Linked DNA regions of Mus musculus: region 2 is linked to region 1. The links are chromatin loops, found by intact Hi-C in ENCODE. Cell type or tissue: heart. All regions are shown on one strand. Each heading gives the region's core, and the rest is flanking DNA. Links, peaks and the distances in the headings are about the cores only. Region 1 holds the start of Apaf1 (apoptotic peptidase activating factor 1). Region 2 has its middle 6.2 kb from the start of n-TDgtc16.

What was found. Hi-C counts contacts between places; a loop is a spot of excess contacts. Peaks named below come from ENCODE experiments on the same cell type or tissue, not always from the same donor. Only the 100,000 strongest peaks of a DNase experiment are listed, where the experiment ranks them.
Region 2: a loop joins it to region 1, with 2.4 times the contacts of the local background. A loop is called at or near these places in 1 of 42 quality-filtered maps.

Annotation. Positions count from the first base shown.
Region 1 is chr10:91,079,112-91,088,830 of GRCm38, reverse strand. Apaf1 (apoptotic peptidase activating factor 1) reads left to right here and starts at 6,088. Exons shown (of 27, transcript NM_009684.2): 1 at 6,088-6,648; 2 at 8,743-8,944; 3 at 9,195-9,384. The coding sequence starts at 8,807. It overlaps Ikbip (IKBKB interacting protein), which reads right to left and starts at 5,792. Exons shown (of 3, transcript NM_026166.2): 1 at 5,535-5,792. The coding sequence starts at 5,704. In heart, for the core only: no CTCF peak of the experiment used is centred there; a DNase peak (open chromatin) is centred at 5,880; H3K4me3 peaks cover 2,317 bases; H3K27ac peaks cover 1,988 bases.
Region 2 is chr10:91,183,475-91,193,193 of GRCm38, reverse strand. No RefSeq gene overlaps it. Among named protein-coding and RNA genes, the nearest start is that of n-TDgtc16, 6.2 kb to the right of the region's middle. In heart, for the core only: CTCF peaks have their summits at 5,102 (motif pointing right) and 8,081 (motif pointing right); a DNase peak (open chromatin) is centred at 5,113; H3K4me3 peaks cover 1,271 bases; H3K27ac peaks cover 2,093 bases.

The sequences.
Region 1 (9,719 bases), core at 1,024-9,023:
CAAATTCCTTTCTGCTGTAACTGGTGAATTTCAGTGTATCTTGTCTTTTTGTGATTTGTATCCTCTGATAATTCGTTGTAATATAAGTCTGAAGCTCAACCAGAACATTACATTCAGATCCAACACCATTCTCGCGTGTTTGGCTGTCTGTCACATCCGACTCTTTTGCCCATCTGCCTAAGAAATCCTGTTCCTCGCAGACCAGGGACCCAGAGGGTCTGCGGCAGATGCACACACAGAGATGCACACAGACACAGACAGACAGACACATACATACACACAGACACAGACAGACACACATTTCTGGTACAGGAGATGCAGACAGTTGTGAGCTGCCATATGGGTGCTAGAAATTGAACCGAGGTCCTCTGTAGGAGTAGCTAGTGCTCTTAACCACTGAGCCATCTCTCCAGCTCCCTTATTTATTTTTTTAATGTTTGAGTTTTTATCTATATGTATGTATGTATATGTACCACACATGTGCCTGGTGCATGAGGAAGCCAGAACTGGGGATCAGAAGTTATAGATGCTGTGAGCCATTAAGTGGGCCCTTGGAACAGAACCTGTGTCCTCTGTCAGAGTAGCAAGTAGTCATAACCACTGAGCATCTATCTCCAACTCTCTATTCCCAGGTTTTTGTTTGTTTGTTTGTTCTTTCAAGATACGGTCTCATATGTAGCCCTGGCTGTTCTACAACTCACTATGTAGTCTAGATTGGCCTTGAACTCCCAGAGATCTGCCAGCCTCTGTTTCCTCAGTGCTGGGATGAAAGGCATGGGCCACTACCTTGTGCTTCAGAAACTTGATCTTAATTTGGATTAACACTGAGGGGAGGCAACATATTACACAGGTTAAACATCTAGACTCCTTTGGCTCTGCATTTACTATAACCAACCACTTTTGACAAATTAAGTTTATCTTTACTCCTGTTTCCTATCTAGAAAGTAGGAATGATAATATCTCCTGGGGTTTTGAGAAATAAAATAGTCTCATGTTTATAAAAGCACATAGAATAATGACTTTTTTCCCTTTTCTGTCCTTGCTTCCTTCCTCTGTGGTCCTGAAGGTACTCAGGGTCTTGTGAATGTTAGGCAAGTTAGTACTCCTTAGCCCTCTCTTTTGGACCCCTTTGTGCACTTTCCCATCTCTCTTACATGCCTGCAGTTGTCTGTTCAAAGGAGTATGACTCCCTTCTGCTTGCACTTGGTCATAGTCGTAGTCCTACCACTAAACACTAAGCTGAACTAGGGAGCCCATTTGGTAACAAACCAAGTAGGGGATAGATGTATCGATCACTTGTAAGTCTCTATGGGAGCAGGACTTTGTTTGGGCCTTCTTCACTATCACACAGGTGAAGTCTTAAACGTGTTAGATGCAGGAAAAAGGGACCCAGGAGGGGTCAGCTTTCAGTGTGGACCTTCCAAAAGCATCTTCCCTCCCTCACAGCTGCTGCCGTCTATCTAGGCCTCAAGCAAGTTTAGGATTCTGTGTTAGTGAATGGCGCATAGCACCACCTCTGAGGGAGTCTAACATGGTGGCAGGCAGATGACTGAGGACTTAGATTTCTCTGCCTCTCTTTCAACTTGGTACTGAGAAAGAGCAAATAATAACAGGAAGCAGTTATGGTCCATTACAGGGTTACTATTAGGGTCAATGCCCATTTAACATCAGTTCATACCATCTACAGCTACCTAATGTTGAAGGGAACACTGACTGTATTCTATTATTTAAAACCAGGGCAAGGTTGGGTATGGTGCCCATGTCTGCAATCCCAGTACTTGGAAGAAGTACAGGAATTGCCATAAGTTTGAGACTAAACCCCAGTCTCAAAAAACCAAAACAAAACCAAAAAGGCCAGCCATGGTACACACCTTTAGTCCCAGCACTTGGGAGGCATACATGTGAGTTCCAGGCCAGCCAGGGCTATCTAGTGAATCCCCATCTCTACAAAACCCAAAACTCAAATCACCCAACAAAAACCAGTAAGTGTTTAAAGTATAATGCCATATTTTATATGAAACTCTTCTAACACTAGTAACAACAACAACAAAACCCCTAGAAATAGAGTTAGCTAAGATATTAAAAGATTTATAGAGGGGGCTGGAGAGATGGATCAGTGGGTAAGAGCGAGTTAGAGAGAAAGTTATACTGGATGAGAGAGAAAGCTCTGAATCCTATTCCTTGTTAAAAGAGCTTTTGAGGAGCTGGGAGGATGGCCCAATGGGAAAGTGCTTGCCCTCTGTATCTGTGACCCTAGCACATGAGGAGAGAGGGTGAGAGGAAACAGGACCACTAAAATTCTCTGGCCAGCCAGTCTAGCCAACTGGTGAGTCCTAGGTTCAGTGAGACTCTCTCTCAAAGACATTAGGTGGAGAGTGAGAGGCACAGATGTTGCTGTGAGGCTTCCACCATACACCTGCACATATCACACCCTTACCACTGAGCTACACTCTTGCTTTTTTTTTTTGATTTAAGTTTTATTGCATTATGATGAGAAAAGATACATAATTTCAATTTATCTGAATTTGTTAACATTTAAAAACATATTTTGAAGCCGGGCGTGGTGACGCACACCTTTAATCCCAGCACTGGGGAGGCAGAGGCAGGAGGATTTCTGAGTTCGAGGCCAGCCTGGTCTACAAAGTGAGTTCCAGGAAAGCCAGGACTACACAGAGAAACCCTGTCTCAAAAAAAAAAAAAAACAAACATATTTTGAGTAAATAAGACTTACATCACATTCTTCTTTCCCTTTGTACCCCAACTCCTCCCAAAGAGCCTCCCTTCTAAACCTGCAATACTTTTCGATTTTTATCATATTCTTTAAAATTCATAAAATATTGTAACAATAAAAATGATTATTATAAAAGTTGTTTGATTATAAGACAACAATGGAACAGTCTTATGTAGATGTTTGTCTACAGCAATACTGAAAATACATACATTTCTCAATATAAATTTTAAATAACTCCAAATATATTAACTGTATGTTATTTTAAAATAATATATCACTATTAGGTTTTGTTTCTGTTTTTTTGTTTGTTTGCTTTTTTCGAGACAGGGTTTCTCTGTATAGCCTTGGCTGTCCTGGAACTCACTCTGTAGAACAGGCTGGCCTCGAACTCAGAAATCTGCCTGCCTCTGCCTCCCGAGTGCTGGGATTAAAAGCGTTCGCCGCTGCCGCCACCACCCGGCACTATTAGTTTTTCTTAATGAACGTAAATAGATAAAGTTTTGGATACAGATTTACACTCTTGCTTTATAATTTTGATTTGACATTTAAAAAATCACTTTGGAGAGACAAAGCTCAGCTTATAAATAACCTTTCTAATCAGTGTAACTAACATGTTTTGTCTTTAATTTAACCCTTAATGTTAAATCCCTAAGATGAAGCACAACTTTTTAAGGTGTGTGTATGTGTTGTGGTGTGTGTGTTGTGGTGTGTGTGTGTGTGTGTGTGTAAGTCAGAGACTGAAGCTGGTTGTCTTTCTCAATTGCCCTCCACCTCATTACTATTTTTATTTGTCTCTCTGTGTGTGGTCACAGGTGTTCCACTGTGCATGTATGGAGGTCAGAGGACAACTCTGGGGATTCAGTTCTCTTTTTCCATTGTGTGAATGCTGGGGATAGAATTCAGGCTGTCCTTTGGCTTTGCAGAGCAAATGCTTTTATCAAATGTACCATCTTGCTGACTCAACGGAATCATTTTTTGAACTTGAATTATCAAAAAAGCTGAACATTCTATGACATAGTTTCTTAGTGGATTATGAGGCTTTGTCTAATTAACGGGAACTAGAGGAATAAATTTAGCAACTAAAACCACTTGTATTAAGCCCTGGTGCAGTGGTTCTCAGCCTTCCTAAAGTTGTGGCCCTTTAATACAGTTCCTCATGTTGTGGTGAGCCTCAACCATAAAATTATTTTCATTGCTATTTCAAAGCTGTAATTTTGCTACCATTATGCATCACAATATAAATATCTGATATGTTACCCCTGTGGGGGTCTCAACCCACAGGGTGAGAAACACTGCCCTACAGAGAACTAACAATAACTCAGTAATATTCTTTCCCAATACAAAATGTACCATGTCCCCATTTACCTAAAAAGGCATGCATTTTAAGGTATGCATAGTTTATTTAAAACAGCAAATCCAACACATTTAGATCAGAATTAATATATTCTTCAAATACTAACACTATCATTAAATAAAGTTCTTTTTAAAGAGGACAATGATCTGTATTTCAGTTGAACACGTTTTTATTAACTTATAACAAAACCCAGTACTCAAGCATTACCCAGTACAAATGCCTAGTATAATCCTAGCACTTGGGAGGTGAAGGCAGGAAGATCAGGGGTTCAATGTCACCTTCGGCTATATAGTGAGTTCTAATCTAACCTAGGCTACCTAAGAGCCTTTCTCAAAAAACCAAACCAACCACTCAACCATAGACCCCCCCCCCCAAAAAAAAAAAAAAACAAAAAACTCAAGGACTCAGGGTGTCACCAATAAACTAAGCTGGAAATAAACCTGCATCAAAACTACTCTACCCTGGAGGATATCCAGAGTCTTTTCTGAATTCTATTAGCTCTCTTATTCCACATTTACACTAATATATCACTAATATATGCTTGGTTTCAAAGCTACAAATGTTGAGCGGGATGGCGGTGCCCCCACTACTGCAAATAAAGTGTAAAAATACATGTATATAGCTGGGTTGTATGTGTCATACAGCCAGGTTGTGGTAGTACATGCCTTTAACACCAGTACTAGGGAGGTGGAGGCAGGCAGATCTCTGAGTTCCAGGCCAGCCTGGCCTACAAAGTGAGTTCAAGGACAGCCAGGGCTACACAGAGAAACCCTGTATCAAAAAACTAAAACAACAACAATAAGAAAACACGAATGTTTAGTCTTAAGGGAAAACATATTCTTTACAATGTTACATACAGTTCAACTTGTAATTTAGGAGTAAGACTATATAGTCTTTTATAGCTGTTAAGAACATGCATGTCTGGTGTCTTACAACCATTGGTAACTCCAGCTTCTTGGATTTGACACTCTCTTGCGGGATCCTCGCGCACCTGCACACACGTGCACAAATACACTGACACTCATACACATAAACAAGAATAAATCTTTAAAAAAGGACTATAGTTTTAATGTAGGCACACAGCTCTAAATAGGAGAAAGTCTCATTAGCATTTATCGCTCAGCAACAACGAACTTTTTTTTATTAGGCTGCAGACATTTTAAGAGTGCGATTTTTGGTGGAGGGTGGAGCAAACTCATCCGCAAAGCTACAGAGTGGACGGGAAGTAGTGGTTTTTAGGTATGTGCAAACTTGTGACGTGCAGTAGTAGATGCTTAATAAAGTGTGGGCCGAGTCCTGGGTGACATGTTCCCAGACTTTAGAGGGCAGCGACAGGAGCATGCTACCAGAACATTGTTAAAAGAGCGTATTCAAGCGAGAGTGGGTTGGCTCGAGGTGCTAGGCGCCCACGCGAGGCCCGACCCACGGCCTGCAGCATCGCACACTTACCAGGCCAGGCCCAGGGTCATCGCCAGAGACAGCAGGCTGAGCCCAGTGCGGGGGTCCGCCCAGCCCGCGTCCCCCCGCGCCTCGGGGTTTTTCCTGCCATCACTCCGCTTCTCGGGCTCAGGAGCAGCCACTTTGGGCCCCGGCTTCTTTCGGCTCTTCACTTCGGACATGTCTGGATCCCTGAAGATCTTGAAGCCAGGATGGCTTTGGAGGGGGGCCGTGGGACGTGGCTGCAGAGCAGCTTCGGAAGGCCACGCCCACCAAGGCTGTGCCCCGCCCTCAAGCGGCTGGCCCCGCCTCTGGATTCCGCTACCCGACTGAGTCTGCGGGAGACCCAAGCTCGCGGGTGCGCGCAGGTTGCGGAGAGGCGCGTAGAGGGGGCGGGGCCGAGAGTGCCACGTCTAGCTGGGCGCGAGCCCGCGGCTTAGCCCCACCCCACCGCGCATGCGAGAACGCTCAACCAGGGCTTGCGGTCACGCGCCGGGCGGGGCGCGCGCGCGCGGCCGCGGCGGCGGGCCCTGGGCGAGTGAATTTGCGTGCCCGGGCGCGCGCTGTGTGGACTGGGCGGGCCCAGCGGTGTTTGAGTGCTCCGCGGTCCTGAGGCAGAGACCAGGAGGCAGCTAGAGGAGCAGACGTCTCACTCCGCTCGCGGAAGGGTGTGAGAGGGGTGTGTGGGGGTCGGCAGCGAGGGGTGTGTGCCATCAGCCACCGGCGACGATCTGAGACAGTCGCAGCGGCTTTCCGAGCGGCGTCCGCTTCCCGCCCGGGCAGCTCCCGCCAGAGGGGTGAAGCGGCGACTGGAGTGGCCGTGCTTTTGTGCCCTGGGTCCCGGTACCCTCCCCTGGTGCGGCCCGAGGCAAGCCCACCGAGGTGACCACCCCTCGACGCCGCTTGGAGATCCCGGGCATCCACCCTGCGCCCCGAGCAGCTGATACCCAGGGAGGTGTCAGGACCTGCCCGGGGCGCGGGGTCGCCGGAAGCCAGGCGGGAGCCCCGGCTGCTTTCTGGCAATCTAGTCTCATAAGTGACCCTCCCTGGGCTGCTTTCTTTCGATTATCATCAGTGACCCTCCCCCGGCTGCTCTTCCCAGCACAACTCCGGTGCAAAGGCTTGGGTAAGTTTACTGCCTCGGTCTCACCTCCCCAAGCTCCTCTGGGCAGGCTCTTTGCAAGTTCTGTTGTAGCTCCCAGGGACTGAAAGATCAGGGGACGCGGGATGTTTGGTAATCATCCTCCTGCTCTTGTACCAGGAAGAGAAATTATCTAAGGAGGAAGTAGACCACTATTACTGTTTTCCTGGATAGACTTAGCCTTTATATTGTGGTCTGTATCTCGGACCAGTTTTGGCTTTCTGTTTTGTTGTGGCCACAAAGAGGTTGTGGCCCTGGGAATTTGCCCATAGTATTCCAGTTTGTGTAAAGTTTGAAAAAAGTTGTTTAAAATTTATATAATTTATGGCTGGGCATGGTGGTGCACGCCTTTAATCCTAGCACTCGGGAGGCAGAGGCAGGTGGATTTCTGAGTTCGAGGCCAGTCTGGTCTACAAAGTGAGTTCCAGGACAGCCAGGGCTATACAGAGAAACCCTGTCTCGAAAAACCAAAAAAAAAAAAAAAAAAAAAAAAAAAAAAAAACCAAAACAAAAAAAATATTATATATATATATATAATTTATGTATATGAGTTCAGTAAGGCTAGAGAAAATTGGAACTTAGTTGTCAAAGTGTTTTTTGTTTTTGTTTTTTTTTTTTTTTTTGGAGACAGGGTTTCTCTGTGTAGCCCTGGCTGTTCTGGAACTCACTCTGTAGACCAGGCTGGCCTTGAACTCAGAAATCCACCTGCCTCTGACTCCCAAGTGCTGGGATTAAAGGTGTGCTCCACCACTGCCCGGTAGAGTATTTGGTTTTTGCTTAATTATTGGACATAACCAAAAATCTTTTCATAACGGGGTTTCTCTGCATAGCCCTGGCTGTCCTGGAACTCACTTTGTAGACCAGGCTGGCCTCGAACTCAGAGATCCACCTGTCTCTGCCTCCGGAGTGCTGGGATTAAAGGCGTGGGCCACGATGCCCGGCTGAGAAACTTTTAGGAAACTAAAAATGTTAGTCTTGTTTCTGGTCATTTCTTTTTCTTTGATTTTCCTTTTTTCTTCAGTTAGTTTCATTCCAGTTGTGGGCGCACAAACGAATGACTTCTTTATTTTTGCAAGTGCAACATTTGATGTCTTAAAAAAATTTTTTTTTGAAGTTGAATGATTCTTGCCCTTCTTCGGCGCTCTGTATATTACTCTGTGCCTATTTCAGTTTTTGCACGTAGGACAGTCATCTTCTGATTATCTCTTTTTGTTGTGTATACACACACACACACACACACACACTCCTAATGAAGGAATGATTATGCATATTTAAGACATTCACACTTTACTACATTGGAGGGAGTTTTTGTCAGTGCTTTTACAACTTGCAAACATTCAAAACTGAACTTTATACCCGTGGAATAATTTTTGTTGTAATGTAGGGAAGTTGTTAGGAAATGAAAGTCACTTTCTGTAAAGCATGATACTCTTTGTTCGTTACCTTGGTCCAAGAAGTGACATCAGAGGGAATTTCCTGTGGTTCTGTGAATATGTGCTTACTAGTGAAGATCTGCGGCTGATGTCCATGTTGAGAAGCTGGTATCAGCAACGCTACTTGGTTTATAGGTTGGATAAAGGAAACACGCTTTAAAGCACCAGGACTTGAGTATTACAGTAAAACTTTTACAGAACCTCAACCTAAGAGAAGGGAGAATTTTTACTGTAAAAAATTTTACTATAAAAAAACCCAAAGTGTTTATTGGAAAAGTGGCAACACTTTATAAAATTATGAAGGAAGAAAGCCAGAATCTTGCTATCAGTCTCCCAAACACTTTGATGAACGACTCTTGAGCATCTTCTTAATACAGTTATGTGACACAACACATTTTGTGTTATTTGAGGCTTTATTTCTAATTTTCTAAATTAGCAGTGACTTAGACCTATCTTTCCTTGTCAGCATATATTCTGCATTGAGATATATACCATAGGATTTAAAATGGCTGTGTGTAATGTTCCATTTTATCTATAAATCCTAATTAACGAATAATAATAAAAAAATCCTGTTTTCCTTACATTTCTCGATTACCGTTGAAGTTACACATCCGGCGCTCACACATCCTGTTGCTCGTCATGACAGGCATCCTGGTGCTTTGCCTCTAGCCCATGCTCCACAGCGAGGAGAGAGAAAACCCTGAGGCACAATGGATGCAAAGGCCCGCAATTGTTTGCTTCAACATAGAGAAGCTTTGGAAAAGGACATCAAAACATCCTACATCATGGATCACATGATCAGTAATGGCGTCTTGTCAGTGATAGAGGAGGAGAAGGTCAAAAGTCAGGTAAAAGCCCCGAGGTAGTCTACGCTTCAACATTAAAAAATATTTATTTATTCATTTACTTACTTATTTTATGTATACGAGCACACTGTAGCTGTGTTCAACCACACCAGAAGAGGGCATCAGATCCCATTACAGATGGTTGTGAGCCACCATGTGGTTGCTGGGAATTGAATTGACATCATTCTCAGCTAATTTGTGCTGCAGACATATTCGCCTGTTCGTTCTTACATTATTCAAATTTTTTTTTCAGGCCACTCAATATCAACGAGCAGCCGCTTTAATTAAAATGATACTTAATAAAGACAACTGTGCCTACATTTCATTCTACAACGCTCTGCTACACGAGGGCTATAAGGACCTTGCTGCGCTTCTGCAGAGTGGCCTTCCTCTTGTGTCGTCTTCCAGTGGCAAGGACACAGATGGTGGAATAACTTCATTTGGTTTGTATCCCTGAAACACTTGTGTCATATTGCCACGCTATTGACTACCGTGCTTGTAGCTCTGACTGTAGTTAAATTGCTGGAGAGTGTATTTCACTTCTGGACCAATGTATGTGCCAAAATATTTTAAGTTCAAATGTAAATATTTATTTGTGTTCATCTTAATCCATTTTTTTTTCTTGCCCAGTGAACTACTTACTGCCAAGGTAGTAGCATGTGTACCCTAAATTTTAGAGCTATTAGGAGCTTTTATAGAGCCTTAATTATTATTGTTATTATTATTATTATTATTATTATTATTATTATTTGTTTTTTTTCAAGATAGGGTTTCTCTG
Region 2 (9,719 bases), core at 1,044-9,043, 100 kb before region 1:
CCTTTGGTGATGAACAGCAGTGTGGAAATGTAAGCTGAATGAACCCTTTCCTCCAGCTTGCTTCTTGGTCATGATGTTTGTGCAGGAATAGAAACCCTGACTAAGACGGCATGTAATTACAAATTAAATTTTTCTCCTGGCTTCTTTGCCATTGATGCCATTCTTCTTTTAATTTATTTTCTTTTTAGACACAGAGTTTTTCTGTGTGGAACTCTGGGTAGGGTTCTTTGTCCTAGAACTTGCTCTGTGGACCAGGCTGGCCTCAGACTCCGAGATCTGCCCGCCTCTGCCTCCAGAGTGCTGGAATTAAAGGTGTGCACCACCACCACCACTCAGTTTGAATGATGTTTTTTGCAACCCTTTGGCATGTTAAAAAGTTCCATAATAAGCAGTCTTTGAAAATCTGGAACATGTTAATAGCTTTCCTTAGAGGAGAAAATATGAAATATTTGGTAAGCATTATATTATCACACCAAAATTAACTCAAGATGGAGGGCTAGGGATGTAACCCAGTGATGGAGTATAGGCCCAACACACAAAAAGCCCTAGATATAATCCCCCGCACCACAAATAAATATGTAAATCACTCCAAAAATTCCATACAGATCAAGATTTACAAAAAAAATAAAAATAAACCCTCAAAACTGAAAGTAAAAGAGGAAAATGGGGGAGATCTAGAAGGAAATAGGAAAAGCACTTCTAAGCATGATACAAGATCTTGAAGCTATTTTTTAAAAAGGCTAAATATAAATTCTTTTTTTAACTTCTGCTTAGTAACACCACCAAACACCAACCCCAAACACATGAAAATCTGGTAACTATCTGCATTCCCACAAATTGATAAGAAAAAGGCCAATATTTGCCTCAGAAAAAAAAAATGGGCAAAGGATAAAAATAAACGGTTCTCAGTAAATAAATTGCATATTGCTTTAAAACATGGAAATATGCTCAAACTTCTCTATTATAAGGGAGATGCAAATTAAAACTTCCAGATTGGCACAGAGAGAAATTTTGATAACACCATGTGGATGAAGGTTAGGGAGACAGATGCTCAGACATATTGCTGGTGGGAGTGTAAACCACCTCATCTCCTGTGGGGAACAACTTGACAGAATCTATCTAAGCCTCAAATGTGTGTTTTGGCAGGCACCGTGAGTTGTATACCCCAAAACCATTCCTTCATATTTGTTGTTAACAGAACCCAATTGCTCAGGTGGCAAGGAGCCAGGCACCCAGCAAGGAATCTATATGCATCGATTAGTTCCCAGCGATGAATCTATGTATCGATTAGTTATACTTCTAAAGCATTCACTGAGTGCTAGGCACTGTTCTGTGCTCCGTTGAAGACACCCAAGGAAGGACACCAAAGCCAAGTTTCCTGACAACCCCACCACATACTGGCTGAGGGGTGGACAAACGGTAACAAAGATATTTTGGGATGTATTTCAAATAATAAATGACAAGATAATTTTTTTTCCTCTGGACTGAGGCTTCTGAGAAGGAACTGAGTGAATGCTACTTTAACGAGAACGAGCGACACAGCATTAACTCGGATTAGTACAGACTAGAAAATACGAGTTCTCCTTCATAGTCCTAAAACAACTACCACGTCAGCCCCATCTCCACTGCTGTTATAAACAAGGCCTTCCATTCTAAAACCACTACGCTGCCAGGGAACCCTGGAAGGGAACCCCGTGCCTGAACTTGCTCCGGAGAAAATTCACCCTACAGATAAACACAAAACTATGCTTAACCTCTTTTTAAAAAGAGGAAGGTTGCATTCTGGCCAGAGAAGCGGGTCCTTCATGTATGTATTACGGCTTCTAGTTTGGTGTTTTTATGCGATTCCTGAATGTGGGAATCAGTGGCTCCCTGCGTCTAAATCTGTTTCTTGTGCCTTTTCCTGGGCTGTTTTCCTTCCGTTTTGTTTGTCTGTTTCCGTCCTAGTCTGTTTTACCTTAATATATTTTATTTTAATATCCCTTAGAAACCTGTTTGGTTTTTTTCGTGTTTTGTTTGTTTGTTTGTTTGTTTGTTTACGATTTTTCAAGACAGGGTCTCCCTGTGTAGTCCTGGAAGTCTCTCTGAGTCCTGCTCTGCAAACCAGGCTGGCCTCGAACTCACAGAGATCTGCCTGCCTCTGCCTCCCAAGAGCCTGGTTGTTTTCTACGGAGAGACAGAAAAGGTCGATCTGGATTGGAGGACAGGTGGGGAGGAACCAGGAAGGGGGAGCCATAATCAGGATATAATATGTGAGAGAATAATCTATTTCCAATAAGAGAAAAAAAAATAAATGCAACTATTAAAAAAAATGAAACAAGTTGCAACAAAGTTACTAAATAGATCTAAATCTTTTGAAAAAGAGTAAGGATGTGAACAGTATCCTTCATAAAGCTTGGGTGACTTTGAGATAGTTACACAGTGTTTACGTCTCTGGGTATAGCCCCCCACTACACACATAAAATGATTAAATTATTTTCATTACTCAAAGGAAAAAGTGAATTATACTATACTTAAAAATAACACAGAGCTCCACATCAGGGGTTCTCAACCTCCCTAATATTGTGACCCTTTGATACAGTTCATGTTGTGGTGACCACCAACCGTAAAATTATTTTGTTGCTACTTCATAACTGTAATTTTGCTACTGTTATAAGTCATAATGTAAATATCTGATACTTGGGATATCTAATGTAAAGCTTGGTTTTTGCTTCATTTTCCCCAGTAACAGGCTGACCAAACAAGGAGAAACCTGCCAGACTCTGGATAAGCCTCCTTGCTGCTAAATGGGTGAATTTGGAAAGTTTGCTGGGGCTGGCTTTCCACTCAAGTGCCAACCTTGAAAACGTGTCTTCATTGCCCGCAGAAATTATATTGTGACCACAAAATGACATTTGTAAAAAGGAGACATTGATGGGTTAAAGGTCAAAAGAAGATTGGGGCATGGTGGCACATGCAATCCCAGCACTCGGGAGGCAGAGGCAGGCGGATTTCTGAGTTCGAGGCCAGCCTGGTCTACAAAGTGAGTTCCAGGACAGCCAGGGCTACACAGAGAAACCCTGTCTTGAAAAAAGGTCAAAAGAAGAGCCAGAAGAATAAGAAGCAGCCTCCTGGTTAGTTCTGGTTGGTATCCCACAAACCTGAGTTAACTGCAAGAACAGAATTGCCGTCACCAACTGGCCTGTGGCACCTCTATGGGGCATTTATTTGATGAATGATTGATATGGAAACGGCCCCCATTGTAGGTGGTACCACTCCTGGGTAGGAGGTCTTCGGTTTCATAAGAAAGCAAGCTGAGCAAGCCAGTAAGCAGAACCCCTCCATGGCCCCTGCATCAGCTCCTTCCTTCCGATTCCTGCCATGAACAGACCATAATTTCTAAGCCAAATAAACTCTTAACTTCCCAAGTTGCTTTTGGTCAAGGCGTTTTATCACAGCCACAAAGAAGCAAACTAAGACAAACTATAATCTTCTGAAGACCTTGGTGAACTGCCAAGCCAACCCTGACGTCAGCCGAGAGAGAACCGCAGAGAAAAGTTTTATCTATGTACCTTTTGGGTACTTTTTTAGTTTCATTATGTCTGTGTTGTGTTGCTTATCCAAAGACAACTACGGTGCCACTTAATTACTATAGTCTTACCTACCAAACATTTAAAGCAAAACCTTACCAGCCAGGAGTGATCCCAGCACTCAGTACTCTTTGATCCCAGCACTCAGGAGGCAGATGCAGGCAGATCTCTGTGAATTCGACACTGGCCCGGTCTAGAGAGCAAGTTTCAGGACAGCCAAACTTTAAAAAGCTTTTTAGATGTATTTACTTTTATCTGATAATGTAAGACTCTGGGGAAACTTAGCTTACCCGGCACCCCTCAGTGAACCATGTGGAGCCAGGATCGATTCAAAAAGCAAGAGGAATTTATTGTTCCAGTGCACTGGGGTCATCCCAGACCGGAAGGAGAGGTGCCCCAGCAACAGGTGAGGTTTTCTATGATTTCCAAGGGTAGAATAGAGCATCAGCAACTAGGCACAATATGATTGGTGGGACAGTGCACCCTTTAAACTGATTGGTCTTTAGAGAATGAGGTGAAAAGGACTTCCCTAGTCTGAAAGTGGGCAACAGTCAGTCCTGCCGAATGTGTCCTCACCCGAAGTTCAGTTCCCACCCTGTGGTCTGAGGAATGTTAATTAGCCTCTCGGTTCCAGGGGGGCAAGTGTTTCATGACCTTCCCAAAGTTCCTAAGCTGACCTTTTCAATATGTTGCCTGGTTTGGGCCAGTGTGTATGTCTGTTAGAACTGGAGTACAGACAGTTGTCTGCCACCACGTGGACACAGGGATTGAACCTGGACCTTCTAGAAGAGTAGTCAGTGCTCTTAACCACTAAGCTCTCTATATATATACTCTACCCCTACCCCTACCCTCACCCTCAAGGAAAATTTAAACAAACAAAAGTCAAGAGAAAAAAAAAATCCTGCTTCTATTCCTACTCCAAATGCACAGCTCAGAAATGTTGCTGGCTTTTAAAAACAGGTTGCAGTGAGGATAGTGGTTCGCGACTCTAATCTTTACACTCGGGAGGCACAGGCAGGAGGATCTTGCTAACCTGGTCTACAGAGAGAGTTCTGGGACAGCCAGGGCTACAAGAGAACCAGGTTACACAGAGAAACCCTGTCTGGGAAAAACAAAAAAGCAAATAAATAGAGAAAAAAGAATTGGTAAAAGAGTGATTTACGTTGGATTTTCTAGACTTTCTTGGTTCTAGTACCCATAATCCTTTGCCAAATGCTTTGAGAACTGTGCTGTTTACTGGTAGGTTTTGTTTTGTGTTTAACATTAGTGGAAATCAAACCCAGAGCTGCTTGGCACATCCCAGCTTCTACAGTTCTCCTAAATATCTGCATCACAGGCACTGTTGTTTTTGTTGTTACTGTTGTTGTTGTTGCTGCTGCTGCTGTTCATTTTAATCCGTATCCACACTTCTAAATTCTGTTGGTATGTGATTCATCCAAGATTCCTGACGTTCTCCTCTCCTTGGGCATCTCGGTTGTGTGAAATGGCCGCGATATTTGTGGATTTTATCTGGTTATACTTCGTTGGGACACCAGAGGGCGCAAGGAGACTCGGCTCTTGTTTTTCTTTAAATCTCAAATCCTGCTGGCTGCGGAGAACAAAAGACCGGGAACACTCGGCTTTGAGACAAAGGGACACCGGGAAAAGCCACCCGCCCAGGGTTGGATTCAATTCCTCACTCGCCTTTGCCCCTTCTTTGCCAGGCTGGGGGCTAGAAAAACAGCTTAAGCTGCGCAATAATGAGGAAACAAGAATCAAAGAATCACAGTAGGAAAAAAACAAAACAAAACCAGAGAGCTAAGGAAGGACACCTGAGCTGTTTGTTTTGCCTCATATTAGTAACCTTAAACTCTTCAGCTCAGGATAATAACAGGTATCTAGTAGAAAATTCGGAAATACAGATCGCACTTTTTTTTTTAAATAAGATCTCAAAGAAACCCTGGACAAACGGCTGAGGTGCCTATTAACATATCAAAGCGGATGCTGGCCGCCTGGTTCTTCCCAGTATCTCTCAGCATCTTTGCTACCTGTTGCAGAGGCCTGGCCTTGCTCTTCTCAGCATTTCTCACCCCTATCCCGGACCCTAAAACCCCTCCAGCACCTGAGCTTCGCTTGCTTCCCTTCTGCTAGCTCCTCTTCCCTATATAACTCAAGACATTTTCGTGCCCTCTTGGTATACTTGGCTCTCTTGGCTCCTGGTACTCTCTCCTGCTCTGTCTCTCTCCTCTCTTTCACTCCCTCTCTCGTTCTTCTCCCTTCTCATGCGTCTCATAATGCGGTCCACTCTGCTGACCCAATTCAGTCCAGACACTTTCAGATACCTCCGGCAGTGCTCTCTCTCCTACCTACAATAAACCTACCTCCACAGCCATACTTGGAAGTAGTCATGTCTTCCCCGCCCCCTCCCCCTTCTTTTTTTCTTTTTTTAATTCAACATTATTCGTCTTTTTCTTTTCTTTCCCGCCCCTTCACCCGCTTTGAGACAGCGTTTCTCTGTGTAGCCCTGTCTGACCTAGAATTTTCAATGTACAAGCAGCTAAAGGTGCGCACCACCACCCGCCTTCCAGATCCGCACATTCTAACAGATTACTTTCTTCCCTTTCAACTTCTCTCGGTATTTATAAATGCATAAAGAGTAAAGCTGCGTGGTATTTTCTGACTACTTTATGGGATTTTGCTTGGTTGTTTATCTTTGTCTGATGGACTCTCCTTTTGTAGCCAAGGCGTCCTGAAAACTCAGACGAGTCTCCTGCCTCAGCCTCTGAGATGCTGGGATTAAAGATGTGAGCCACCACACCAGGCTGATCATGGGTAAACTCTTCTGACAACACTTTGCTGATAAAAGAGAACAAAATCTCAAAAATGCTACAGACAGCTTTTTTTTTTTTCCTTAGACCCTTTTGTTATTGCTTGCTTGCTTACTTGGTTGGTTTTGTTTTTTCCTACTTTTGCTTTGCTTTTAAAAGAAACAAAGAGCACCGGGCGTGCGCCTTTAATCCTAGCATTTGGGAGGCAGAAGCAGGCGGATTTCTGAGTTTGAGGCCAGCCTGGTCTACAGAGTGAGTCCCAGGACAGCCAGAGCTACACAGAGAAACCCTGTCTCGAAAAACAAAAAAATAAAAAATAAAATAAACAAAGTGCAAAGTAGAAGTTATTCTATCCCACCTCCACATACCCAAAATGAATTTGTATTTCCCAACAACTTGAAAACTGACACCACCACTACCACCCCAATCTGTCAGGGGAGAGAGCATGAGTCCCCAGAGTGTGGTAGTAGAGGGTAGAGTGATTGATTTGACTGATTGATTGATTGCTTGATTTAGGTCAGGGTGGGCATCAGGTTTGGGTTGGCTTTGCCTTAAGACTGGACACAAGACAAGAAACGATCAGATCCCCAGAACTAGAGTTACAGACAGTTATGAGCCACTGTGTAGGCTCTGTGAATAGAACCCAGGCCCCTACCCTCTTAACTCCCCATCCCCATGTCCTGAATAAACTCTATTCTATACTATACAAAAAAAAAAGATAAATATATAAACCATCATGTTATATTGCGATGTTAGTTTTTACTGTCAACCTAACACAAATCTAGAGTTATCTGGGAAGAGGGATTCCCAGTTGAAAATTTACCTTGATCAGCTTGTCCTATGGCCCTGAGGAGGAGAGATTTAGGTTAATAATTGATGTGGGAGGGCCTGGCCTACTGTAGGTGGCAACATCCCTAGGAAGGTGGGCCAGTGATGTAGAACCAGCTATGCAGGGAGGCAGAAAGCAATCCAGAAAGCAGTATTTATTCATCCTCGGTTTGTGCTTTAGAGCCTGCCACCAGGTCCTGCCTTGAGCTCCTGCCCTGATTCCCTCAATGAGGAACAATCATTTGGACATGTGAGATAAAACAAGGCCCCCTTCACTGCATTGGTCTTTATCAAAGTGTTTTATCACAGCAAATCTGTCGCAAAACTCCCTACAGTCTCCTCTCAACCCCTTCCACCTTTTGCCTCTTTTCTCTTGTCTATCTTTGCTTCTTTGTCTTTTTTGGCCCAATCTCACTATGCCCCAGGCTTGAAATCTTCCTGCCTCCTGCCTAGGAGTACAGGCTTGCACCACCAAAGCTGCCTCAGAGACTCTAAATCAGCAGTCGGAGCACGCCATTCTCTGCTCACAATTCTGTGAAACCAGCCTTTGATCCCAGAACGAGAGGTGAGGGAAAGAGCAGATGGATTGTAGGTTCAAGACCAGCCTGCTCGACACAGTGAGTTCCAGGACAGCCAGGGCTATGTAGAGAAACCCTGTCTCCAAAAAGTAATTAGTTAACTTCAAAAGCCTCTAATGGCATTTCACTCAGGATGAAAGCCCAAATCCTAGGATGGTTTCTTCAAAGACCCACATGCCCTTGAATCAGTCATATTAACAAGACACACTTAGCTTTTTCACTTTTGTGCAAATAATCACTTTTTTTCTTTAAGATTTATTTATTATATGTGAGTACACTGTAGCTGTCTTCAGATGCACCAGAAGAGGGCGTCAGATCTCATTACCGATGGTTGTGAGCCACCATGTGGTTGCTGGGATTTGAAGTCAGGACTTTCAGAAGAGCAGTCAGTGCTCTTAACCGCTGAGCCATCTCGCCAGCCCAATAATCACTTTTTAAAAGCTCTTTCATTTTCCATTCCATTCGATTTCATACATACATATATAGCATACTTTGGTATTGTCTCCCTCTATTATCCTGTCAAATCCCTACTTTCTTTCTTTCTCTCTTCTTCTCTTTCTTTCTTTCTTCCCCCATTTACACTCCAACACCACCTGCATATTGATTTAGGGTTTGCATAAGCATGGGTGGAGGGCTATTAACTCAGAGAACCCCCGCCCCCATGGCTATACCACTGAGGAATATGAATCTCCTTCCCAGACAGGTGGGGCCTTATGAGCCCCTCCCTGATCCATGATGGAACACAGGCAGCCTCAGTCTGTACCAGCTACATGCGGGTAGTCACAGATGCTGTGAGTTCATCTCCCATCTAAACACAGCATTTCATGACAATCCCCACATCCTCTTCCTCCATGTTCTGGGACGCTCCCCGAGTCTTGGGAAATATTCATATCTTCCTGTTGTCAAGATGTTTGTCTTTTTTTAAAAAACTGTGTGTGTGTGTGTGTGTGTGTGTGTGTGTGTGTAGGGGCATGTCGATTATGAGCTACCCGATGTGGATGCTGGGAAGCAAACTTGGGTCCTTGCTACAGAAATGCGTGCTCTTAACCAGAGTCATTTCTCCAGCCCCAGTACTCCCTTCTTAACCAAGCTTACCTCCATCAATCACACCTATTTAACTAGCCACTCTCTAACTCTATTACTTTCAATTTCTGTTCTTACTGATGTCTAACATGTTGTTATATTGTTTACTGTTTGTCTGTCTGACAGTACAATATAAGCACCATAAGAACAGAATTCAGCCAGGCGTGGTGGTGCATGCCTTTAATCCCAGCACTTGGGAGGCAGAGGCAGGCAGATCTCTGAGTTCGTGGCCAGCCTGGTCTACAGAGTGAGTCCAGGACAGCCAAGGCTACACAGAGAAACCCTATCTCGGAAAAAAAGAAAAAAGCTGGCTGACTAAGCCAGGAAGCAGCATTCTTCCATGGCCTCTGCATCAGTTCTTGCCCTGTTTGAGTCCCTGTCCTGACTTCCTTGTTGATGGACTGCAATATGGAAGTCTTTCCTCCCCAATTTGCTTTTCATCATGGTGTTCCATCGAAGCAATAGAAACCCTAAGACAGTCACTCTGCATAAGGTTCTCTTTCAGCCCTAGTCACCTCTGCTGAGATGAGCATGAGTCCTCTTGTGAGACATGATTACTAACTCTCCAAAATTTGAAGCTTCCAGAATCAAGTGCCATTATGCTATCTGCCCGCACAGAGCACTGAGTGTCCTCTGTCCTGCCAGTTGGCATTTGTAACCTGCGCCTTCTCCCAATGCTGACAGTAAGGAATCTCCCACACCCTGTTCAGGTTAATAATTACCAGCTTTCCCTTTCCATTTTAGGAAGAGAGACAGCAGGTGGTGAGTTGCATGCTCTCTGATCCGAGCTGACTCAGGCTCCTGCTTAGCAGGCCCCAGGGAGTAAGCAGTAACATATGTGTCGGAACACAGGC